Linked DNA regions of Homo sapiens: all the other regions are linked to region 3. Evidence: read pairs that join two places in POLR2A ChIA-PET (ENCODE). Cell type or tissue: OCI-LY7. All regions are shown on one strand. Each heading gives the region's core, and the rest is flanking DNA. Links, peaks and the distances in the headings are about the cores only. Region 1 has its middle 21 kb from the start of DUSP22. Region 2 has its middle 31 kb from the start of DUSP22. Region 3 overlaps DUSP22 (dual specificity phosphatase 22).

What was found. ChIA-PET counts read pairs that join two places held together with the same protein. Peaks named below come from ENCODE experiments on the same cell type or tissue, not always from the same donor. Only the 100,000 strongest peaks of a DNase experiment are listed, where the experiment ranks them.
Region 1: POLR2A ChIA-PET joins it to region 3 with 5 read pairs; 5 of 35 experiments call an interaction of 5 or more read pairs at or near these places.
Region 2: POLR2A ChIA-PET joins it to region 3 with 6 read pairs; 4 of 35 experiments call an interaction of 5 or more read pairs at or near these places.

Annotation. Positions count from the first base shown.
Region 1 is chr6:267,428-275,597 of GRCh38, reverse strand. No RefSeq gene overlaps it. Among named protein-coding and RNA genes, the nearest start is that of DUSP22, 21 kb to the left of the region's middle. In OCI-LY7, for the core only: no CTCF peak of the experiment used is centred there; no DNase peak of the experiment used is centred there; H3K27ac peaks cover 908 bases.
Region 2 is chr6:257,726-265,895 of GRCh38, reverse strand. No RefSeq gene overlaps it. Among named protein-coding and RNA genes, the nearest start is that of DUSP22, 31 kb to the left of the region's middle. In OCI-LY7, for the core only: no CTCF peak of the experiment used is centred there; no DNase peak of the experiment used is centred there; H3K4me3 peaks cover 771 bases.
Region 3 is chr6:319,083-327,252 of GRCh38, reverse strand. All of the region lies in intron 3 of DUSP22 (dual specificity phosphatase 22), which reads right to left. Among named protein-coding and RNA genes, the nearest start is that of DUSP22, 31 kb to the right of the region's middle. RefSeq lists enhancers at 2,387-3,198, 3,709-3,918, 6,654-6,953, 7,734-7,793, 7,874-7,923. In OCI-LY7, for the core only: a CTCF peak has its summit at 4,804; DNase peaks (open chromatin) are centred at 3,332, 3,662, 4,182 and 4,822; H3K4me3 peaks cover 2,589 bases; H3K27ac peaks cover 4,174 bases.

The DNA.
Region 1 (8,170 bases), core at 1,606-6,605, 51 kb after region 3:
AAATGTATATGGAAAGGCAAAGCAACTGTAATTGTCAGGTAAATAATAAATATCCTTATGGTTTAAGTCACATTTAGTTGAGTTTTATGTTGCAGCGGAAAGCATCCTAACCAATAAGAAGTCAACTGTTTTGGCAACGACGTTACCTGATATCTGAAGGTAAAATGAAATAGTCTTGACAATTCAGAATAACGAATCAGCCCATTGAAAATACTTGAAATATCTACTTTAAATGTTCTTCGTATTTATTGAATAGCAATAATAATTATTATTATGATAACAATGGAATGCATTAGGCATTTTCTATGGGCCAGAACTCATCTAAGTAATTTAAATATATGAACTCATTTAATACTTACGGTTCTATAAATCAGTACTGTATTCATCCTCATTTCAATGGCTCAAAAACTGAAGAGAGGGTAAGCCTTCAGAATTATGTGCTAAGTAAGTGGAAGGAGTGGTATTTTCACCCAGTAGTGCGGCTTCAGAGGCAAACACCTAACTACTACTCTACCACATGAACTCCCTCCATATTTTCTGTGCACACTCATTCACTATGTTGGATTTCATTAGAGATAATCACAGAACAACCCTACCTGAAATCCTAATCGTTACTTTTAAAACAAATAATAAAGTTATTTTAATTTTTAATAGCATCATTAAAGTTCCCATAGATTCTACTGAATCACAGGTTAGAACTTTTTGTTTTTATTTCATATACCTGTATTTCTTAACTGCTATAATTCTAATTCTGCTAAAAGAAGAACAACTGCTAACTATTTGTCTTTGCTTGGTTGAGTTTATCCAAGTTGGTAGAGGAAGCGACAACAATAACAACACAAAACAAAACTTCAGATCTAATTCTGAAGAAAAATCAATAACAGCGTAGAAATGTCTTTGTCTTCGTAGAGTATGGACTGACAAAGGAAAGATAACACTGAGCATATCTAGGCACATATCACAGGTTTTAGGAAAACACATTTTCTTTCTAATTCAGAGAATATATGGGTTTAATCTTAAATTCTTAAATAACCAAAGATTCTTTTGGTTCTAGCAGAAAGAAATTGAATTTACTGGAATAATACTGGATGTATGTATTAGTTTTCTATTGCTGCTCTAACAAATTACCACAATTTTAATGGTGTAAAACAACACAAATTTATTAGCTTACTGTTCTGTAGCTGTAACATCTGTAACATCTGTCAGAAGTCAGACATGGGCTGGGTGCAGTGTCTCACAACTGTAATTCCAGCACTTTGGGAGGCCAACTCAGGCATATAACCTGAGGTCAGGAGTTTGAGACCAGCCTGGCCAAAAGTGGTGAAACCCCATCTCTACTGAAAATACAAAATTAGCTGTGTGTGACGGTGCATACCTGTAATCCCACCTACTTGGGAGGCTGAGGCAGGAGAATCACTTGAACTCAGAGGCAGAGGTTGCAGTGAGCCGAGATTGCACTACTGCACTCCAGTCTGGGTGACAGAGTGAGACTCTGTCTCAAAAAACAAAAAACAAACAAAAAAGAAACCAGACATGGGTTTTGCTGGACTAAAATCAAAGTTTCAGCACACTGCATTCCTTTCTGGAGACTGCAGGGGAGAATGTTTCCTCCCCACACGATTTGTTGGAAGAATTCAGTTCCTTGCAGCTGTAGAACATAGGTCCATGTTTTCTTGTTGCTGTAAATTGAGGCCAGAGGTCACAGGATTCCTTGGCTCATGGCCCCTTTACTCCATCTTCAAACAACAGTGGCTTGAATCCTTCACACATTGCGTCACTCTGACCCACTCTACTTTCATTGTCTTCCACTTTTAAGGACTCATCTTTAGTTTCAGTGTGCATATATATATGCACACATACCTACAGAGGGATGTCAAGGAAGATGGCCAAGTAGGAAGCTCCAAGAATTGTTCTCTCTGCCTAGTCAACAGTGGTATTGCCAGAACCTGACTGATGTAATGAGTTTTGGAACTCTGGAGTCTATTTGAAGATGTCTAGCTTCCAGAAAGAGGCTTGGCTGAGATTTAAGGATTAGGACATTCAAAAGAAATTGCTTATATGAGGAAATTTGGAAAGTCAGTATGCATGTCTAGGGAAAGATACAGACTCAGAAAAGACCTGAGGTAACCTTAAGTTTACATCTCAGGCTGATCCCCAGTATAGAATATATATATATTTTACATATATATGTAAAATAAAATAGTCTTGACAATTCAGAATAATGAATCATCCCATTGAAAATACTTGAAATATCCTCTTTAAATGTTCTTCATATTTGTTGAATAGTAAAAATAATTATTATTATGATAATAGAATGTATTAAGCACATATATATTTTACATATATGTTCTAAATATATATATATGTATATATATATCAGTAAAGACAGAAAACAGAAATTCTGGAGTTGAAAAGTACAATAACAAATATAAAATTCACTTTGGTGAAGTTTTGAAACTCTTTAGTTTCAAAAGCAGATTTGAGCAGGCAGAAGAAAGAATCAGCAGACTTGAAGATGGGACAATGGAAATTACTGAGTCAGAGAAACAGAAAAAGACTGAAGAAAAGTGAACAGAGTCCAGGGGACCCATGGGACACTGTCAAGGAGACAAACATATTCATTGTGTCAGTTCAAGAAGAAGAAAAGAGAAAGAAAGTGATTTAAATACATAGTGGCTATAAATGTAAAAAATGCTAAAGGAAGATTTTCAGGTTGAAATGAAAGGATGCTAGAAAGAAACTCAAAGCCATATGACGAAATAAAGATAGCCAATAGAGGATTTACATGGGTAATTATAGAAGTTAATATAATTGTAATTTTGTGTTGTAACTCCCCTTTTATTTTCTATGAGTTAAAAGACAAATACATAGAGAAACAATGATTAGTCATTGTTTTTGATCATGTATAATTTATGACATCAACAATTAAAAGGTACAGACAGAGCTGTAAGCTTGTGTAAGTTCAAATTAGACTGTTATAAATGGAGGTGTTAAATGTAATTCCCATGGAAACCACAAAGAAAATAGCTATAACATATATACCAAAAGAAATGAGAAAGCAATTAAAATGTTTCACTACAAAAACTCAAACAAAGTAAGACAGTAATGTGAAAGATGAAAACAAAAGGCAAAATGGAAAACAAATAGCAAAATGGCAGAAATAAGTTTCTCCTTACTAGTGAATATTTTAAGTATAAATGAATTAAATTATCAAACGAAAAGACAGAGATTGATGAATAAATTTTTAAAAATAATTCAACTATGTGCTGTCTACAAGAGACTCATTTTAGATCCAAAGACACAAAAAGGTTGAAAGTAAAAGGATGACAGAAGATATTTCATGCAAATAGTAACCAAAAGAGAGCTGGGGAAGGGATAGAAATATTATACAAAATAGAGTTAAGTTTAAAAAAAAGTTGAAAAGAGACAAGGAATGATATTAGATAGTAATAAAAGTTTTAATATAGCAAGGTGATATAACAGTCATAAACATTTACACACCTAATAACAGACCCACGAAATACATGAAGCAAAAATGGACAGAAGTGAAGAAAGAAGTGGACTGTTCTACAATGATAGTTGCAGACTTCCATAATCAATAGAACAAGCAGACAGAAAATAAGCAAGGAAATAGAGGACTAGAAGAACACAATAAACCAACTACATCCAACAGACATGTATAAAACGTCCCACCCCACAAAAACAGAATACATATTCTTCTCAAATGCAGATGGGACATTCTCTAGGATCGAACATATGTTATGCTACAAAACTAGTGTCTATACATTTTTAAAAGATTGATATTATTTTTATAAAAGTGTCTTCTCCGAATATAGCAAGTTGAAGTTAGAAATCAATTAACAAAAAGAGAAAACTGAAAAATTCACTATATATGATAATTAAACAACATTTTCTTATGCAATCAATGGATCAAAGAAGATATCACAAGGGAAATTAGAAGTTACTTATAAATAAGTGAAAATTAAAACAATATACCCAAATTTATAGGATGCAGTGAAAACACTGCTAAGAGGGAAATTTAAAGCTGTAAATGCTTACATTAAAAAAGAAGAAAGATCTCAAATCAACAACCTAAATTTATACTTTAAGGAACTTGAAAAAGAAGAACAAACTAACCCCAAAGCTGCAGAAGGAAGGAAATCATAAAGATTAGAGCAGAGATAAATGAAATAGAGAATAGAAAAACAATAGAGAAACTCAGTGAAGCCAAAAGTTGGTTCTTCAAAAAGATCAACAAAATTGAGAAACTTTAGCAAGATTGACTAAGAAAAAAAGAGAGACGACTCAGATTACTAAAATCAGAAATGAAAGTGGAGACATTACTACCAATTTTTCATAAATATGAAGGAATATAAGAGAGTACCATGAATAATTGTACACCAATAAATTAGCTAACCTAGACAAAATGGCCAAAATTCTAGAGACACAAAATCTACCAAGACTGAGTCATAAAGAAATAAAACAATTTCTGGGAGGCCGAGGTGGGCGGATCACCTCAGGTCAGGAGTTCAAGACCAGCCTGGCCAATATGGTGAACCCTTGTCTCTACTAAAAATACAAAAATTAGCCAGGCGTGGTGGCACATGCCTGTAATCCCAGCTACTCAGGAGGCTGAAGCAGGAAAATTGCTTGACCCTGGGAGGCGGAGGTTGCAGTGAGCCGAGATCGTGCCACTGCACTCCAGCCTGAGCAACAGAGCAAGACTCTGTCTCAAAAAAAAAAAAAAAAAGAAAGAAAGAAAACATTTTAGTAGATCTATAACTTGTGAGAAGATTGAATCAATAATAAAAAAGTTAAATAAATAAATAAATAAATAAATAACTTCCAATCAAAGAAAAGCCCAGGACCAGATGGCTTTACTGATACATTCTACCAAATATTAAAAGGAGAAAAAAATACCAATCCTTTCCTGACTCTTCAAAAAATTCAGGAGCAAGAAACACTTCCTAAGTTATTCAGAGGACAGCATTGCTCTGATACCAAAACCAGGGAAGAATGTGACAAAAAACTATAGATGAATATCCATTATAAATATTGAGGTAAAAATCATCAAGAAAATACTACCAAACCAAATTCAGCAGCATATTACAAGGATCATATACAGTGAGCAAATGGACTTTTGTCCTGCAATGCAAAGATGCTTCAACATATGGCAATCAATCATGTAATACACGACATTAACAGAATGAAGGAAATAGAGAATAGAAGTAAGTTCTCTTCTTCTTCATCAATAATTTCCATTGATGCAGAAAAAGCATTTGACAAAATTTAACTCTTAACTCTTTTTCATGGATAAACAACACCTCTAATTACCATCTCAATTCAGACTAGGGCCTCAACAAATACATTTGGGGAGGACACAACACTTAGTCCATAGCATAGCCACAGAACTTAGGCAAGAAAAAAGAAATAAAAAGCATTTAATTTGGAGAGGAATAGGTAAAATCTTTCTGTTTGTAGATGACATGATCTTATATAAAACCTGAAAGATTATACACACACACACACACACACACAACTAATATAAAAATTCAGTAAAGTTGCAGAATGCAAAATCAACCACAAAATTATTTGCTTTTCTGTACACTTACAATGAACAATTCAAAATTAATATTTAAAAAATTCCATTTATAATAGCGCTTAAAAGAATAAAATCTTTAGGAATTAACCAAGGAGGTGAAAGATGTGTACACCAAAAACTAGAAAACTTTGTTGAAAAGAAATTAGGGATAAATAAATGGAAAGACATCCCATATTTACGGATTGTGACTTAATATTGTTAAGATATCAATACTACCCCCAAGTGATAATCCACAGATTGAATGATATCTCTATCAAAATCCTAACATTGTTTTATGTTGACAAATAGAAAACTCCTACAATTCATACAGAACTTAAGGGACCCTGAATAGTCAACGAAAATCTTAAAAAAAGAAATATCAAGTTGGAGCATTCACACTTCGTGATTTCAAAACTTACTACAAAGCTACGGGTAATCAATACAATGTGGTAGTGACATAAAAACCGACATATAGACCCATGGATTATAATAGAAGGCCCAGAAACAAACCCTCACACATATGGATGTATGATTTTTGTCATGGATGCCAAAAGCATTCAAGGGGAAAATAAATATTTTCAACAAATGGTGTTGGGAACCTGAACATCCATATTTAAAAAAAATGAAGTTGCACCCTTACCTAACACCATGTGCAAAAATTAACTCTAAATGAATCAAAGACCTAAACATAAAAGCTGAAACTATAAAATTCAGAAAACATAGGGGAAGGATTTCATGACATTGGATTTGGTAAATATTTCTTAGATATGACACCAAAATCATGGGCAACAAAAGAAAAAAATAGACAAATTGTACTTTATCAAAATTAAAAAATTTTTGCCCAGAAAACACTATAACCACAGTTAAAAGGGCAACCCATTTAATGAGAGAAAATATTTGCATATCTAATGGGGTTTAATACCCAGACTATATAAAGAACAATAACAAAAATCACACAACCCAATTTTAAAATGAGCAAAGGACTTGAACAGACATTTCTCCAAAGAAGATATGCAGATGGCTGATAAGCACATAAAAAGATGCTCAACATCACTAATTATTAGAGAATTTCACGTGAAAACCACAAAGAAGCACTACTTCCCACTCATTATGATGGCTATTATAAAAAATATAAAAGCAATAGAAAACAAAAACAAGTGTTGACAAGGATGCAGAGAAATGGAATTCTTGTGCATTGCCGGTGGGAATATAAAATGATGCAGCCGCTGTGAGAAACAGCATGGCAGTTCCTCAAAAAAATTACACATAACATTACCACATGATCCAGAAATTCTACTTCTGCAGAGATACACAAAAGAATTGGAAGCAACGACACAAACAGATATTTTTATAACCATGTTCATAGCAGTATTACTCAAAATTAGTCAAGAATAAGAATAACCCAAAGGCACATTGATGAATAAATGGGGAAACAAAATGTGGCATTCTCTACTCTTTAGAAGCAAGTCATCCAGCAAAGCCCCACATGCATGAGCTGGCAGAGGCGGGGAGGGAGGACTAAGCGCATCTCCTGGGGAGCAAGGTATTACATAAATTATTTGTAATCCTTCCATGTGAAAGATTTGTCTGTTCTTGTCTATTTACATATTTATTTGTTTTCTTTTATTATTATTATACTTTAAGTTTTAGGGTACATGTGCACAATGTGCAGGTTAGTTACATATGTATACATGTGCCATGCTGGTGTGCTGCACTCATTAACTCGTCATTTAGCATTAGGTATATCTCCTAATGCTATCCCTTTCCCCTTCCCCCACCCCACAACAGTCCCCAGAGTGTGATGTTCCCCTTCCTGTGTCCATGTGTTCTCATTGTTCAATTCCCATCTATGAGTGAGAACATGCGGTGTTTGGTTTTTTGTCCTTGCGATAGTTTACTGAGAATGATGATTTCCAATTTCATCCATGTCCCTACAAAGGACATGAACTCATCATTTTTTATGGCTGCATAGTATTCCATGGTGTATATGTGCCACATTTTCTTAATCCAGTCTATCGTTGTTGGACATTTGGGTTGGTTCCAAGTCTTTGCTATTGTGAGTAGTGCCGCAATAAACATACGTGTGCATGTGTCTTTATAGCAGCATGATTTATAGTCCTTTGGGTATATACCCAGTAATGTGATGGCTGGGTCAAATGGTATTTCTAGTTCTAGATCCCTGAGGAATTGTGCATATTTATTTGTTTATGCAGTTTATGTTAGTATGGACTCACGATGTTTATTTTACACTTTGGGTTATAATTCAATAGTATGTTCTCTATTTTCTTGTTCACATGGTTTCAGCTTTGGCTGTCGGGAGCTCTTCCAAGTTGGCTCCTGTGTCACTTGTTCACATCCCAATTGCTTTATTTCTTTTCTTGCTGGCACTGCAAGACACTCCGGGTCTATCTTGTATTTTCCCTGTCAGTCCCATAGTCAGCGATTTCTCCAAGGAACCCTGGCTCCTTTTGTTGAAGAATGATTAGAAATTAAGACCTTGGCACTGGGTATGCCCATTGCCACTGGGGGCTCACTGACTCAAGGCCCTCTCAATGGGCAGACCTAGGATGTAAATTGTATACTAACTCA
Region 2 (8,170 bases), core at 2,042-7,041, 61 kb after region 3:
ACAGAAGGTTAGAATGGAATAAGCAGGAATATTGACTTGTTGACAAATTATCTACCTGGCTGACCTAGGAATCCTTAGATGTCTTTTCTACTAAGGACAGATTTGGTAACAAAATATGGGACACAGCTGCACTGTTTTACATTAGAAAATTCTCTGATCAGTGGAAGTTGGCTTCAGCAGATACAACACATTGTTTTCACAATTAGATCACACCAAAGCTAATTCAATATACTTGTTACTATATAGTTTGGGATAACTAGAAAGCCACCCAGAAAGGTGAGTAAATATAGATCCCTCCCTTACACTTTGTATCAGCATACATTCTGAAGAAATTAATAATAGGTAAAAAAAAAAATGAAAAAAGAAATAAGAAAAGTACTAAAATCATTTAAGGAAAATGTTTCAAACACCCTTTGAATGAAGAATCATCAGCTATTATACAAAACTCAGAACACTTTTATAAATTCAGATACATGAAAGTCAAGTATTTCTGCATGGAAAAAGCCATTATGAACAAGTCAAGGAACAAATGGCATACTAGGAAATGAATATTTACAAAGTAGATTGGAATTAAGAAGTAACTTTTCTAGTAAATTAAGATAACATAATTATGTTATTATAACAATAGCATAAAATAATTGTTATGTGTAACAATAATTTTAAAATAAAAAATGAGCTAAGGCTATGAGCCTTAAGTTTATAGCAAAAGGAAAAAAATGACTTTTTAACATGTGAAAAGAGGCTCAGTTGCACTCATCATAATGAAAATTCAAGAACCAAGAACATTAGCAGAGATGAAAATGTTATATAGCAAGACTTGTGTTGGGAAAAGTGTAGGCATAAATTCATTTAAAAAGATATAACAATGATAAACATATATGCATAAAACAGAGCCTCAAAATATATGAAGCAAACTAGTGGAATTGAAGGGAGACAGAGTTCTACAATAACAGTTGGAGATTTTAATACCCACTTTCAGTAATAGATAGAACAACTTGGCAAAAGATAAGTAAAGAAACAGAGAACTTGAACAACATAATAAACAATTAGATCTAATCGACATGTACACAACATTCCACCCAACATAAACAGAATACGATTCTTCCCAAATGTTGGTGGAACATTTTCCAGGATGGATCATATGTTGAGTCAAAACAAGTTTCAACAAATTTTAAAAGAAAGTATACAAAGTATGTCCTTCAACCAGGAACAGAAACCAGGAACAGAAGGAAAAATGGAAAAGTCACAAATATGTGGACATTAAATTACATGCTTTTAAACAACCAATGATCAATGAAATAATCACAAGGGAAATTAGCAAATACACTGAGATGATTAAAAACTTAAGTATTACATACAAAAACTTATGAATGCAACAAAAGCAATGCTTAAAAGGAAATCTACAGCTGTAAATGCTTACCTTTATTTATTTGTTTGTTTGTTTGTTTTGAGACGGAGTTTCACTCTGTCGCCCAGGCTGGAGTGCAGAGGTGTGATCTCGGCTCACTGCAACCTCTGCCTCTTGGGTTCAAGCAATTCTCCTGCCTTAGCCTCCTAAGTAGCTGGGATCACAGGTGGACGCCACCACGCCCAGCTAATTTTTGCATTTTTAGTAGAGATGGGGTTTCACCATGTTGGCCAGGCTGGTCGTGAACTCCTGACCTCAGGTGATCCTCCAGCCTCAGCCTCCCAAAGTGCTGGGATTACTGGTGTGAGCCACTGTGCCTGGCCAATGCCTACCTTTAAAAAGAAGAAAGATTTCAAATCAATAAACCTAACTTTACACCTTTAGGATCTAAAGAAAGAAGAAGAAAACTAAACTTCTTTCTGTAAAGCTAGAAGGAAGGAAATAAAGATTAGAATGGAGATAAATATAGCTGAGAATGAAAAAAATAGGCCAGGTGCGGTGGCTTGCGCCTGTAGTCTCAGCACTTTGGGAGGCCAAGGCGGGTGGATCACGAGGTCAAAAGATCGAGACCATCCTGGCCAACATGGTGAAACCCCGTCTCTACTAAAAATATAAAAGTTAGCTGCGTTTGGTGGCATACACCTGTAGTCCCAGCTACTTGGGAGGCTGAGGCAGGAGAATCACTTGAACCCAGGAGGTGGAGATTGCAGTGAGCCGAGATCATGCCATTGCACTCCAGCCTGGCGAAGGAGCGAGTCTTCGTTTAAAAAAAAAAAAAAGAATCAATAAACCCAAATGTTGGCTTGTTAAAAAGTGCCACAAAATTGGCAAGTCTTCAGCTAAAGCAGCAAACCAAAAAGAGAGAAGACACATATAACTAAAATAAGAAATGAAAGTGGAGGTATTAGTACAGATTTTACAGAAATAAAAAATTATAAGAGAATACTATGAACAACTGTATGCCAACAAATTAGATAACCTAGATGAAATTGATGAATTTCTGGAAACACACAAATTACCTGAAGTGACTCATGAAGAAATAGAAAATCTCAACAAATATAAAACAGGAGATTGAATCAGTAATCAAAACCTCCTAACAAAGATATGTCCAAGACCAGATGGCTTCACTGGTAAATTATACTAAACATTTAAAGAATTAACACCAATTCTCTATAAACTCTTCCTCCCATCCTTGAAATAGAGGAGGGAATACTTTTTATGGGAACTCATATTATAAGGACATCATAACCCAGATGTCAAACTAGAAAAAGACATCAGAAGAAAAGTATAGACCAATATCCCATATGAATAGAGATGCAAAAACTTCAACAAAATACTAGCAAACCAAATCAAATGACACATTAAAATAATTATACACCATGACTCAGTAGGATTTACCCCAGGATGCAAAGGTGGCTCAAAATTTTGAAATAATCAATGTAACAGATCAATTAAATTAATATAACAAGGGGAAAAGATGCATGCTCATCTCAATTGATGCAGAAAAGGCATTTTCAACCCCCTTTCATGATTTTTTTAAACCCAGAAAACTAGGAAATAGAAAGGAACTGCCTAAATATGATAAAGAGCAATTATAAAAAACCCACAGCTAACAGCATACTCAATAGTGAAGCTTTCTCCTTTAAGATTTTTTAGATTTCCTCCTAACAAGACAAGGATGCCCACTTTCATTCCTTCTATTCAACATTATAAGTTCTAGCCACAAAAATTAAACAAGAAAAAGAAAGGACAGGCATTCAAATGAAAAAGGAAAAAGTAGTACTATCTCTATTTGTGAGGACATGATCCTATATATAGAAAATTCTAGAGTCGACAGGAATACAAATCCAGCAAAATCACAGGCTACAAGATTAACACAAAAAACTCAGTTGTGTTCCTATATACCAGCAATAAACAATCAAAAAAGAAAATTAAAGCAATTCCATTTATAACAACTTCTAAAAGAATAAACACCTAGAGATAAATGTAACTAAGTGGGTGAAAGAATTGTACAGTGAAAACTACAAAACTTTGCTGTAGGAAATTAAAGAAAGAAATTAAAGAAATAAATGGAAAGACATTTTGTGTTCACAGATTAGAAGACTTAATACTGTTAAGCTGTTAATAGTACCTGAAGCAATACATAGATTCAATAAAATCGCTTTCACAATTCCAGCAGCCTTTGCTGCAGAAATGAAAAAGTCAATCCTCAAATTCATAGGCAATTGCAAGGGCCCTGGAATAGTCAAAACAATCTTTAAAAAGAAAAACAAATTTGGAGGAGTCACACTTCCTAATTTCAAAGCTTACAAAGTTACAAAAAGCAAAACAATGTGGTACTGGCCTAGATATAAACATATAAACCAATGTAATAGAATGAGAGTCCAGAAATAAACCCATACATCTATGGCCAATTTATTTTATTTTATTTTATTTTATTTTATTTTATTTTATTTTATTATTTTATTTATTTTTGAGATGGAGTCTTGCTCTGTCACCCAGGCTGGAGTGCAGTGGCATGATCTCAGCTCACTGCAAGCTCCACCTCCCGGGTTCACACCATTCTCCTGCCTCAGCCTCCCAAGTAGCTGAGACTACAGGCGCCCACCACCACACTTGGCTAATTTTTTTGTATTTTTAGTAGAGACAGGGTTTCACCATGTTAGCCAGGATGGTCTCAATCTCCTGACCTCATGATCTGCCCACTTCAGCCTCCCAAAGTGCTGGGATTACAGGCATGAGCCACCGTGCCCAGTATGGCCAATTTATTTTTGACATAGATGCCAAGTTCATTCAAGGGAGGAAGTAATAGTCTTTTCCACAAACAGTGCAAAGACAATTGGATTTCAATATGCAAGAGAATGAAGTTGGACCCTTACCTCACATCATATATAAAAGTTAACTCATGGATCAATGATCGTAAAATCTTTGAATACACAGAAGATTTTTTTAGGGCAGTGAAAAGATTCTGTATAATACTGCAATGATGGATACATTTGTTTAAACCTGTAGAATATACAACACAAAGTGTGAATTCTAAGGTAAACTACGAACTTTGGGTGATTATGGTGTGTCAAGGTAGGTTCATTAATTGTATGCACCACTCTCATGAGATATTTTGATAGTGGGGGAGGCTGTGCATACGTAGGATAAAAGGCACATGGGAAATTTTTGTATCTTCCACCTAATTTTGCTGTGAACCTAAAACTCCTCTAAAATAATAAAGTCTTAAAACAAAACTCTTAGAAGACAACATAGGAATAAGCTGTTATAATCTTGAGTTCAGTAGTAGATTTTCAGGACACCAAAAGCACAAGAAACAAAAGAAAGAGTAGATAAATTTGACTTCATCAAAATATTTGTATATCAAAGGACATTATCAAGACAGTAAAAGACAACTACAGAATGGGAGAAAATATTTGCAAATCATATATCTGGAATGGGATTAATATCCAGAATATATAAATAACTCCCGGAACTCAACAACAAAAATACAAAACATATAACCCAATACATAAGAAGGAGAAAGGACCTGAATAGACATTTCTCCAAAGAAGATTTGCAAATAATTGGTCATTAATCTCAACATTATTAATCATTATAAAAATGCCAATCAAAACCACAATGAGACACCACTTTACAGCTACTAAGATGACTATAATTTTAAAAACACAAAATAAATGTTTACAAGGATGTAGAGAAATTGAAACCTTTGTACATTGATAGCAGGCATTTAAAATGGTGCAGTCATTGTGGAAAACAGTTTGGTGTGGTTCCTTCAAAAGTCAAGTGTAAAATTGCCACATGACCCAGCAATTCCATTCTTACATATATAACCAAAGAATTGGAAGTGGGGACTCAGCTACTTGTATGATAATGTTTATTGCAGATTGATTCTCAACAGCCAAAAGATGGAAACACCCCATATCCATCAGTATATGAACGGATAAACAAAATGTGGTATATGCATACAATGCAATATCATTTAGCCTTGAAAAGGAATAAAATTCTGATACATGCTACATATGGATGAACCTTGAAGACATTATGCTAAGTGAAATAAACTAGTCATAAAAAGACAAATACTGTACAGTTCCACTTATATGAGGTACCTGTGTCAGGCAAATTCACAGACAGAAAGCAGAATGGTCGTTGTTAGGGGCAAGAATGTGGAGGGAAGGAGGAGTTATTGTTTATTAGTTAGAGTTTCAGTTCAGAAAGATGAAAAAAGTCCTGGCAATGGAGAGTGGTGATGGTTGCACTACAATGTGAATGCGATTAATGCCACTGAACTGTACACTTAAAAATTGTTAAAATGGTATATTTTATGTTACGTATCTTTTACCACAATAAAAATTTATCTAAACTTTCATTTTTGCTTTTTAGCTACCTGGTTAAAACGAAACAAAGATGTAAGTTTGGGGTTTATTTTTGACCATTAAAGAGCACTCAGTTTGTGGTTGTAATATGCTTCCTGCAATATAGTAAGCCTTAAAACGAAAGTGTCTCTTGCACAGCCTAGATGGTCAATAAATCCATTGTGTAAATTTTGTTGGTGTTTGTGATTTGTCACCTATGCCTTCTTATAATAATTGTCCCTTGAGGAACTGTCTCAATGAGAATCCTCAAAGTAACTGTAATGTGCCTTATAAATATGTTGATTTATGCAGGGGTGTCCAATCTTTTGGCTTCCCTAGACCACATTGGAAGAAGAATTGTCTTGGGGCACACATGAAATACACTAACTATAGTTGATGAGCTAAAAAAAATTGCCAATAAATTAAAAAATCTCATAATGTTTTAAGAAAGTTTACAAGCTTGTGTTGGGCCGCATTCAAAGCCATCCTGGACTGCGTGTGGCCCATGGGCCATGGGTTGGACAAGCTTGATTTATGTGGAAGCACATAAAAGGCAAATGCACACATACGTGAAATTCTCTCCAAAGATTAATTACTTGGTCACCGCAGTTTCTTTCCACCAGAATGTAAATTCTATTTTGTTTAGTGCTGCATGCCTAGCTACTACAATAGCATATAGTAAGTGCTCAATAAATAACCGTTGAAAGAATTCTAACACTAATTTGAAAGAAATCCTCTGTCTTCAGCTTCTTAGCTTGTAATTTTGATGTTAGGGACAAGCAACATGGAAAGACTCCCAAAACAAAAGAGGCACCAGTGTCAGCAGCAGGGAAAGGGAAGAGGGGAGGAGGAAGCGATTGCGTGCCCCCATGCCCACAGAGGGGTACTGGGTCCCCAGTCCTGTTCATCTTTGCTGGTGCCTATCCTGGTCTGAGGTTGGAGCTCAGCTCATTGCCTCTGTTGGTGGGACCATGCTGGCAGTACTGGGAACAGAGTGTTTATTGAAGAAGTGAGATACAGTGGCTTTCACAAGAGTTTTCAAATGATCATTTAAAACTTCATCACAGCCCTATTCACAATAGCAAAGACATAGAATCAACCTAGGTGTCCATCAACTGTGGAGCAGATTAAAAAAATGTGGTACATATACTTCATGGAATATTATGCAGCCATAAAAAAGAATGAGCTTGGCCAGGTGCAATGGTTCACACCTGTAATCCCAGCACTTTGGGAGGCCAAGGCGGAAGGACCACTTGGAGCCAAGAGCTTGAGACCAGTCTGGACAACATAGCAAGACCCTGTCACTACAAAAGTAAAAAATAAAAACTCAGGCAAGTGTGGTGGCATGCACCTGTAGTCTTAGCTACTCAAGAGGCTGAAGCAGGAGAGTTGCTTGAGTCCAGGAGGTCAAGGCTGCAGTGAGTGACAGAGCACAATCTTACCTCTATCAAAAAAAAAAAAAAATGTCCTTTGCAGCTGGAGGTCATTATCCTAAGTGAATTAATTAACACAGGAATAGAAAACCAAACACTGCATGTTCTCACTTATAAGTGGGAGCTAAGCACTGGGCATTGGGTACACATGGACATAAAGATGGAAACACTAGACACTGAGGACTACTAGAGGCAGGAGAGAGAGATGGGGACAAGGCTGAAAAACTAAGTTGGGTGCTATGCTTACTACTTGTGTGACGAGATCATTCACGCCCCCAAGCCTTAGCATCATGCAATAAACCCATGCAACAAACATGCACATGTACATCTTGAATCTAAAATACTAGTTGAAATTATAAAATCAAATAAAACTTTTTCTGGGCTTTCAAATTTTGATGCCCTATGGGCAAAGCTACACTCAGCAAAGCCTAGTGTGCACAACAGCATTTGCAGTGACCCACTGGAGTGACCAACCAAAGGGAGACCTATTCTCTTGTCCCCACCTGCTCCTGCCTCTGCCAAGGAAAAGGAAATGCCCGACCTTTCAGACATTGGAAATAACTTTTTTCTTCTCCTTACCCCTTTCTAACTCTTCAGTATAGATGACTAATTCTGCTGCTCATTAAGGGTTGGGGTCACTGTGTAAAGGTTCACCACTCCCCTCTCCTTGGTGTGCTTTCTGTCTCTCTCATCATTTTTTAGAACAGCCTGGTCACAGGATGCACCTGCCCTCCTCTCCTCCATGGGGTGAGCCCAAGGAGCCAGGTGCAGCCCTTGTGGGGAGAGGCCCACAGCTGTCCTGCCTGTGGGTGGGTGGGCCTGGTTAAGTTCAGTGGAAAACCATTCAGACCTTGGGTCCAAGTGGAGGTTTTTTAACCCAGCCTTACCAGAAATAAAGCCAATACACTGACTTATATCTGCTTTCTGTACCTGGTCTTAAAGCTGTAACTGGCAGAGGTGTGGTAAATTTA
Region 3 (8,170 bases), core at 2,133-7,132:
GCAAAGATGCTGGGCATTTCTGGGGCTGCATTAAACTGGGGGCTACCCAGCCCCAAGATTCAGACCTGGCTGGGCTCCTGGAAGCTCTTAGTTTCCTCTCAGTAATGCTCCTGCTGCCCAACAGCGAAGCCCAGGGTGGGTGAACTAGGGCCCATGTTCACGGGGCACAGCTGTGCCCACTGATTCACGTATTGTCTGTGGCCCCTCACCTCATGGTGGAGGCTACAGTAGCTGCAGCAGAAGTCCCCAAAGCCCCAAATATTCCCTGGGCCTTGACAGCCAAAGCGTGCCAAGCCTCGGTCTAGACAGTCCCATTGCACAAAGTCATTCTGATGGTGACAGCTTGTTTTGCACATCCCATTTGTCTTCTCCATTTAAATGACATCTGATACAGCACACCACCTTCTTAGAATTGCAGCATTCTTAATCTGCAGCTGTGCTCAATTCTCCTTTGCTCTGATGCAGAGAGGGACAGAAGGATTTCCCTTGAACACAGGACTTTAAACAAGGAAAGTCAATGTGACATGTGAAAAATACTAAGTGCAGTGCCAGAACACAGTAGATGCTCAATAAATGGTAGTAGACAGGATTTGCCAGTGACTCTCCCTCAAGGGCAATCCCATCTGCATAATTACCAGCAGATACAGCACTGCACACACCAGGACGCAGAAGCCCAGGGCAGATGACTCTCCAGGCACCAGCAGATACAGCACTGCACACACCAGGACGCGGAAGCCCAGGGCAGATGACTCTCCAGGCACCCGCAGATACAGCATTGCAGACACCAGGACGCAGAAGCCCAGGGCAGATGACTCCAGGCACCAGCAGATACAGCACTGCACACACCAGGACGCGGAAGCCCAGGGCAGATGACTCCAGGCACCAGCAGATACAGCACTGCACACACCAGAACGCAGAAGCCCAGGGCAGATGACTCTCCAGACACCAGCAGATACAGCACTGCACACACCAGGACGCAGAAGCCCAGGGAAGATGACTCCAGGCACCAGCAGATACAGCATTGCACACACCAGGACGCAGAAGCCCAGGGCAGATGACTCTCCAGGCACCAGCAGATACAGCACTGCACACACCAGGACACAGAAGCCGAGGGAAGACGACTCTCCAGGCACCAGCAGATACAGCATTGCACACACCAGGACGGGGAAGCCCAGGGCAGATGACTCTCCAGGCACCAGCAGATACAGCACTGCACACACCAGAACGCAGAAGCCCAGGGCAGATGACTCTCCAGGCACCAGCAGATACAGCATTGCACACACCAGGACGCAGAAGCCCAGCGCAGATGACTCTCCAGGCACCAGCAGATACAGCACTGCACACACCAGGACGCAGAAGCCCAGGGAAGATGACTCCAGACACCAGCAGATACAGCATTGCACACACCAGGACGCGGAAGCCCAGGGCAGATGACTCTCCAGGCACCAGCAGATACAGCACTGCACACACCAGAACGCAGAAGCCCAGGGCAGATGACTCTCCAGGCACCAGCAGGTACAGCACTGCACACACGAGGATGCGGAAGCCCAGGGCAGATGACTCCAGGCACCAGCAGGTACAGCACTGCACACACGAGGATGCAGAAGCCCAGGGCAGATGACTCCAGGCACCAGCAGATACAGCATTGCACACACCAGGATGCAGAAGCCCAGGGCAGATGACTCTCCAGGCACCCGCAGATACAGCATTGCACACACCAGGACGCGGAAGCCCAGGGCAGATGACTCTCCAGGCACCAGCAGATACAGCACTGCACACACCAGGATACGGAAGCCCAGGGCAGATGACTCTCCAGGCACCAGCAGGTACAGCACTGCACACACCAGGACGCAGAAGCCCAGGGCAGATGACTCCAGGCACCAGCAGATACAGCACTGCACACACCAGGATGCAGAAGCCCAGGGCAGATGACTCTCCAGGCACCCGCAGATACAGCATTGCACACACCAGGACGCGGAAGCCCAGGGCAGATGACTCTCCAGGCACCAGCAGATATAGCACTGCACACACCAGGACGCGGAAGCCCAGGGCAGATGACTCTCCAGGCACCAGCAGATACAGCACTGCACACACCAGGACGCAGAAGCCCAGGGCAGATGACTCTCTAGGCACCAGCAGGTACAGCACTGCACACACGAGGATGCGGAAGCCCAGGGCAGATGACTCTCCAGGCACCAGCAGGGAGAGGGCCACACTGCTCTTCAAGCTGTGTGCTGTACCTATCTCCCTGAGCCAGCCTCCCCTTCCCGGCAGGATGCGGCAGCCTGCCTTAAACACAGCTCCCTCCTTAGGGAGGCACGAAGCGCTGCTGGGAACACTGTGCCTGTTTTGCAGTTGGCTAAGCCAGTGAGCTCTCGGAGCCCCTCGCTGGTGATGGAATGGGTCCCTCAGCTGCAGATGGGTTACAGGCTTTGTAGACTGCCGCTTGTCTTCAGGCTTGGACACAATCTGCAGCATCTAGGAAGCCCTTTCTAAACAGCACGGATGATCCCTCCAGCCGAACACCACATCCTCCCTCTGGGATCATACTCTAGAAGCTGTTTTGAGAAAGAGGCAAACACTGACCCAGAGCAGGGTGCTGCCCTCCAGGGCTGGCCAGTTCTGCATGGGCAGGGCTGAGGCTCAAGACACGCAAAGGCTGGACGTGGTGAGTGCCACGGGAGCTCAGGGCAGAAAGAACGTCCACGGGGTGGGAGAGTGGAGAGAAATGAGAACAGCGGCTCTTCTGTTTCTCCTCAACACCAGGAGGGACACCCCTCTGTTATGCAGCAAGTTAATATTAGAGACGTGCTGCATTCCTGTGCTCCGCGGCACTCACTGCCTGAGGTTCGCGGCAGCAGGTGTGGGTGGGAGAGCGTGTTCCTTGCTCTGATTAAGGATGAGCGGGTCACTGCTCCCAGGCCTCCCCAGGAAGGGCGGCACTCCTCCAAGCCCTCCACCCTCTCCACGCCTGCCGCTGCTAGCATGGCACAGAAGGAGGCCCTAGGTCACCTCGGTCAGAGCCCACATGTGGAAGCACAGGGGAAGAGAGTGCTCCGGCCACCAAGGAGGCTAGAGGACACTCACTGGGGTAGCCATGCGGCTGCAAGCCCACTGCTGAAGTAGGAGCAGCTGCAGAGGTTTCCATCAGAAAAGGCAGGAAACCTCAGCTTAAAGGAACAGTTTTTAAAAACCAGGAAGCCAAAAACCAAAAACACTTGGAAATGTTATCTTCCTTTGCTAGTTATGAGATCTTTTCTTCTTCAGGGCATAGGGTGGAGCCATTCCATAGTGCAATTTAATTGCACTCTCCATCTGCTCTCACTGACAATCATGTAAAGGAGACTTCGAACTGCTTCCACTTGGGTGCTGCGGGGCTGATCTCCTGGAACAAGGTATTTCATAAAATAGATATATTTGATTTGTACCTATTCTACCCCGGCGAGGCTCTGCCTCCTCCCAGGTCAGCACAGCTGAAATGATCCTTGAACTCCTCTGCTTAGGAATAATTTCCAAGAGTAGGAGTCTCAAGCCAAGGTCTGAGCTCTGCTCTGTTCACCCCAGAGTTACAAACTGACAGGGAAATCTGTGCCTATACAGCCATCCTAAGATGGCAAAGGGACGCCCTAAGAGCCACTTCCCCGCGTCCTCTCCTTGCACTGATAGTGGCTGCACCTCTCACGGAAGGAGCCAAGGGCCTTGTGGATTAACCCCCACTAGCCGGGGAAAAACCTGAGAACAAAAAGTTGGACCTCAAGAGAAAGAAGCTCTAACTCAGATTTCAGATGCACCTACTTCGTTCCCACGCCCAGAACTTTCACCATGCATTTCATTTGCTTTCCCATGGGAAAAGAAGGCCAGAGCTAGCTGGCGATGCCCCTGCTCAGTGATGAATGCTGAAACTTGACGCTGGCAGTAGCTGCGGTGATAACTGAAAGGAGGGAAATAACTTCTCAATTCAAACCTAGGGTTTGATACTGTCCACCTCAACACACACACACACACACACACATGCACACACGCCTTTAAAACATCCCAGGGAGTCTGGCCACACAGAGGGGAACACATTTTTAAAAGCATGGACAGAGCTTGTTCACAGCCTGTAATAAGGTGATGAAACTAGCTAGGTGCTATTGCTTCACTCTCAGAGTTTTAAAATAAGATTGGAGCACTTCCCTTGCAGGTGTGGGCAAACACAAGGTCCACCTGCATTGCCTAGCAGGCAATGATTATTCAGAGCACCTGAAAACAGCAGATTTGCTTAAACCAGTCTTTGGTAAACTAGGGCGCATTTTCTTATGGCTAAAAACAACAATGGTGCCCAGAGAGCCCTTTAACCCGGCTTTGGGTCTTAACCAACCTACCCCCTTTAACTTCCCATTCAAACTTCCTATTGCAGACTCGAAGGCCCCCCCCCGCCCCACCAAGCAGCCATAACCCACGGAATCTCCCTGGACTAGATGTCCTCTTCCATCACCACCACCACCATGATGCTTAAGCTTTCTGCTAGTCAGCCAGCCACACACGGTGCTGTCCCGACCCGGAACAAGAAACACTCTTTCCCTCCGTGGATGCTCTCCACGGATATTCTCCTTGGTTGTTTCTACCAACCTAAGCCTGTCTTCTCTTTCAAACGCCTTACAGAATTGCATCTCCTCTGAAAGCATTTCAGACTTGCTATTCACGTCACCTAGTCTCCCCTTTCCAGTGTCCACAGCACCTAAAACAGCCAAACACGAGGGTCTTCTTGGGTTGGAATCTGTGAATGAGAAGCTGCAAAATCTCAGCTTGGGGGAAGCAAAACTCAAGCTCTACACTGGGGCCAGAGTACCCTGAGGCGCCCCTGCAGGGAACCCCAAGGACTGCACTCAGAAGAGCTGAGACTAACTAGAACCCACACAAGGGGTTACAGGAGTAACAAAGATGTGTGTCTCCCAAGATCACGTGTTCACAGGCTGTGAATTCCATTGCATAACACCACATAAAAGCAAGACGCTGGAGGATGGCCCCACCATCATTCCCTAGTCATGCTGTCCTAGCATTTTCTCCCATGGTTTTATTTAAGAGCAATGGCTTAGATACACTATGTAGATGATATGTATACACTATGTAGATATGTATACACTATGTAGATATGTATACACTATGTAGATGATATGTGTACACTATGTAGATGATATGCATACACTATGTAGATACACTGTGATACTGTGATGCCCAAATCTTCACGTCCAGCCGAGACCTCTCTCCTGAGCCCTGGACCTGTATTTCTATCCAGTGATGAATATCACATGAACATTCCACCCATGACTGAGCTTGGTCCCTTTCTTCCACCCAGCTCTGTTTCCTGGAGCACTCACATCCCTGGATGGCAGAGCCATGGGTACTTATAGCCTAATTAGCTGTACCCTCAGGCATCCCTGACTCCCCAGTCTGAGAAATGACTCTCTTTCTGTATTTTGAAGACGTCTGATGAGTTTATGGCTGTTGTAACTTCTCAATGGATTGTTCCTTTTTTTTTAATGTAGTTTCCCTCTTTACCCTAATTATTATTATTTTTTCTTTTGCTTTCAATTCCATTTTATCTCACAAAAACTATCACTATGCCATGTTCCTTTTGCTTGATTCTTGCTAGAGAATCTTTCCCCTTCTTTCATTTTCAACTTTGTTATGTCACTTTATGGAAGATTTTCAGATCAAATCTGACTCTTTCACTTCTAAAAAATATCCAGTCCCCAGCATCCCAGTTCAGACCCTCATCACTTCTAACGAGGATTACTTCAAGAGCTTTCGAGGGTCTCTGGGGTACCCAACTCCCTCACTCCACTCTAACCTTGAGACAACATCCTGCAAAAGAAATCGGAATGTGTCACCTGGCTTTGTTCATGAATCTTTGCTGGGTCTCTGCTTACTGCAAGATGAAGTTCAGACTCCACAGCTTAACAAACAATGTCTTTGCTAATCTGCTCTGAGCCTGCTTTTCCAGTCCAGCCACCCTGGTGAGCTCCCAAAGTGCCAGGACACACCTTCCCTTGCATGCCCCATCCCTTAGTGCACCCTGTACCTCTGCACACACAGCTTTCTCTACCCAGAATCCCACCTCCAACTCACCTGTCATCTCCATCACTGCCTGGCAAACCTCTATGATCATTTAGGACCACACCAGATTTTCACCTTTGGTGAAGCCTTGCTGTCTTGTCTGCCCTGCAGTGTTAGCCGCCTCCCCTGGGTGCCCAGGGCCCTTGCCTCTGGTATGCATTTTTAAGGATTTACACGCCTGTCAATCCTTAATGTTGGGACACATCTCACTTCTCTTTGTATTTTATCCCCAATCCCTGCTGCAAGGTAGGTGCTCAATAAATGTTTGCTGAGTCTGGAGGAGTAACAACTTCCAACGTAGCCAAAAGGAGAACTGAAGACAGCACCACCCTCACCCGTACTGACCACCGCCTCCACTCTATCATCAGGTGGGGCTCATCTCCCCCTCCCTGACCTGCCCTGAAGCACTAAACCTACAGAAGACACACCCCTCACCCTCCCTCCCCACTGAGTCAAACCGCACTAGTCCTATAAGGCTGCCTCAACACCCCTCTCTTTACAAAGTCTTCCCCAAATCTCCCAGCCCATGACCATGCAGCCCTTGCGTGGACTGGCAGAGCCCATGCCATCTATGATAGGCACTTTGGCACCCAAAGGCAACCAGGCTGCAGTGGTGTCTATGCACACTACACTCAGTCCGAACACGGAGGAGCCCACGCGCTGCATGCTTCTCCCAAGACCTTGGTTTCGATATCCTGGCAGATCTTGCCCTTCACACATTCCCCAACGTGGACAGGGTGAGATGCAAACCAGGAAACCCACTCCAAGAATGCAGAGTCCTCCACACACCTGTGCCAGGTGACTGCTCAAGTACAGCCGTCAGGAGGAAATGCTCAGACACCGGGACTCAACATGAAGGCAACATCTAGGAAGAGTGTCCTGCAAAAGTCTTCAGTTGTAAGGAGAGGCTGGTCAGTGAGCACGAGCCCTAGAGAGAAGGTCCCCAGCTGAAGGACAGGGTACCTCTAGGAAGCCAGGCCAAAAGAGTTCTTTGATTTAGAAGTTTAAAAAACCATGTCCTCCCTAGACTCAGTTAAGTACTGGAAGATCTCAAGCCCTCTGAGTCCAGCCATGCAGGAGTTCTAGGGCTCCATTTGCAAGTGAGTCTGTGGTAGCAGGACCAGCCAGTGGAGGGGCCGCTCTTACACACCCGACTGCCACACGAGAAACCTAGATACAGCTTGCTTCAAGAAAGAGCGATTACTAGACAGTTTTCGATCCCTGCTATAATCATTTCTATTTGAGTCATATCTATTTAAATCTGGGGTTGGCTTCAAACAAATTTGCCTCAACACACGAAAGCTGCTGTAAGCTTTTGGTACAGCAAAGTACCACTGATTCTGGGTGGCTTCAAAGAGGTTTTCCTAGAGAGATGAAAACAACTGAGGTGTGCTGGAAACAACTGTCAATCTGAAAACCATTCCAGGTCAAACAGCAACTGGTTTTCAAAAGACTTGGACCTTTCTAGCAACTTGACACCCACAGTGTTTTTCGGTAAGATAGCTGAATTCACCCACGCTGGAAACAATGGCCAACGCAAATGGGAAATCTTGCCCAGTGCTTCAAGCTGTATCCCCCGGGCATCTGTGAGTCCTAAAAAAGGGCACAGATTCATTTTGTGTCCAATCATTCAGGTAGAAATAGATCACACAGGAAAGAAAGTCTAGACCAGTAAATACATGTCTTGGGCCATCTTCTCCCTTTGAAGATTGAAGATTAAGATGACTGAAATAAAGTGGATGACATACTTTGCTTTGTACCAATCGGCCGTGGACAACAGGATGTAGCTTGCCTGACATCATGCATCACACATGCATCTATGAACACAGCGCAGCCAAACACAGATCACCTTCCAGCCAGGCCTGAACATTCAAATGAAATCTACCTGTCATTACCAGACACCCAGAGCATGGCCCACAGACCCCCTTCCCTTCTTTCTCCCACTGTCTTCACTCGAATAGATACTTGGACATGATCTTATTGTGACAAATAAATTCAAGAATTTTTTTTTTTTTTAAATAGAGGAAAAAGTGGGAATCATCCTTCCCTCCCTCCCCTCCCATTCTAGTTC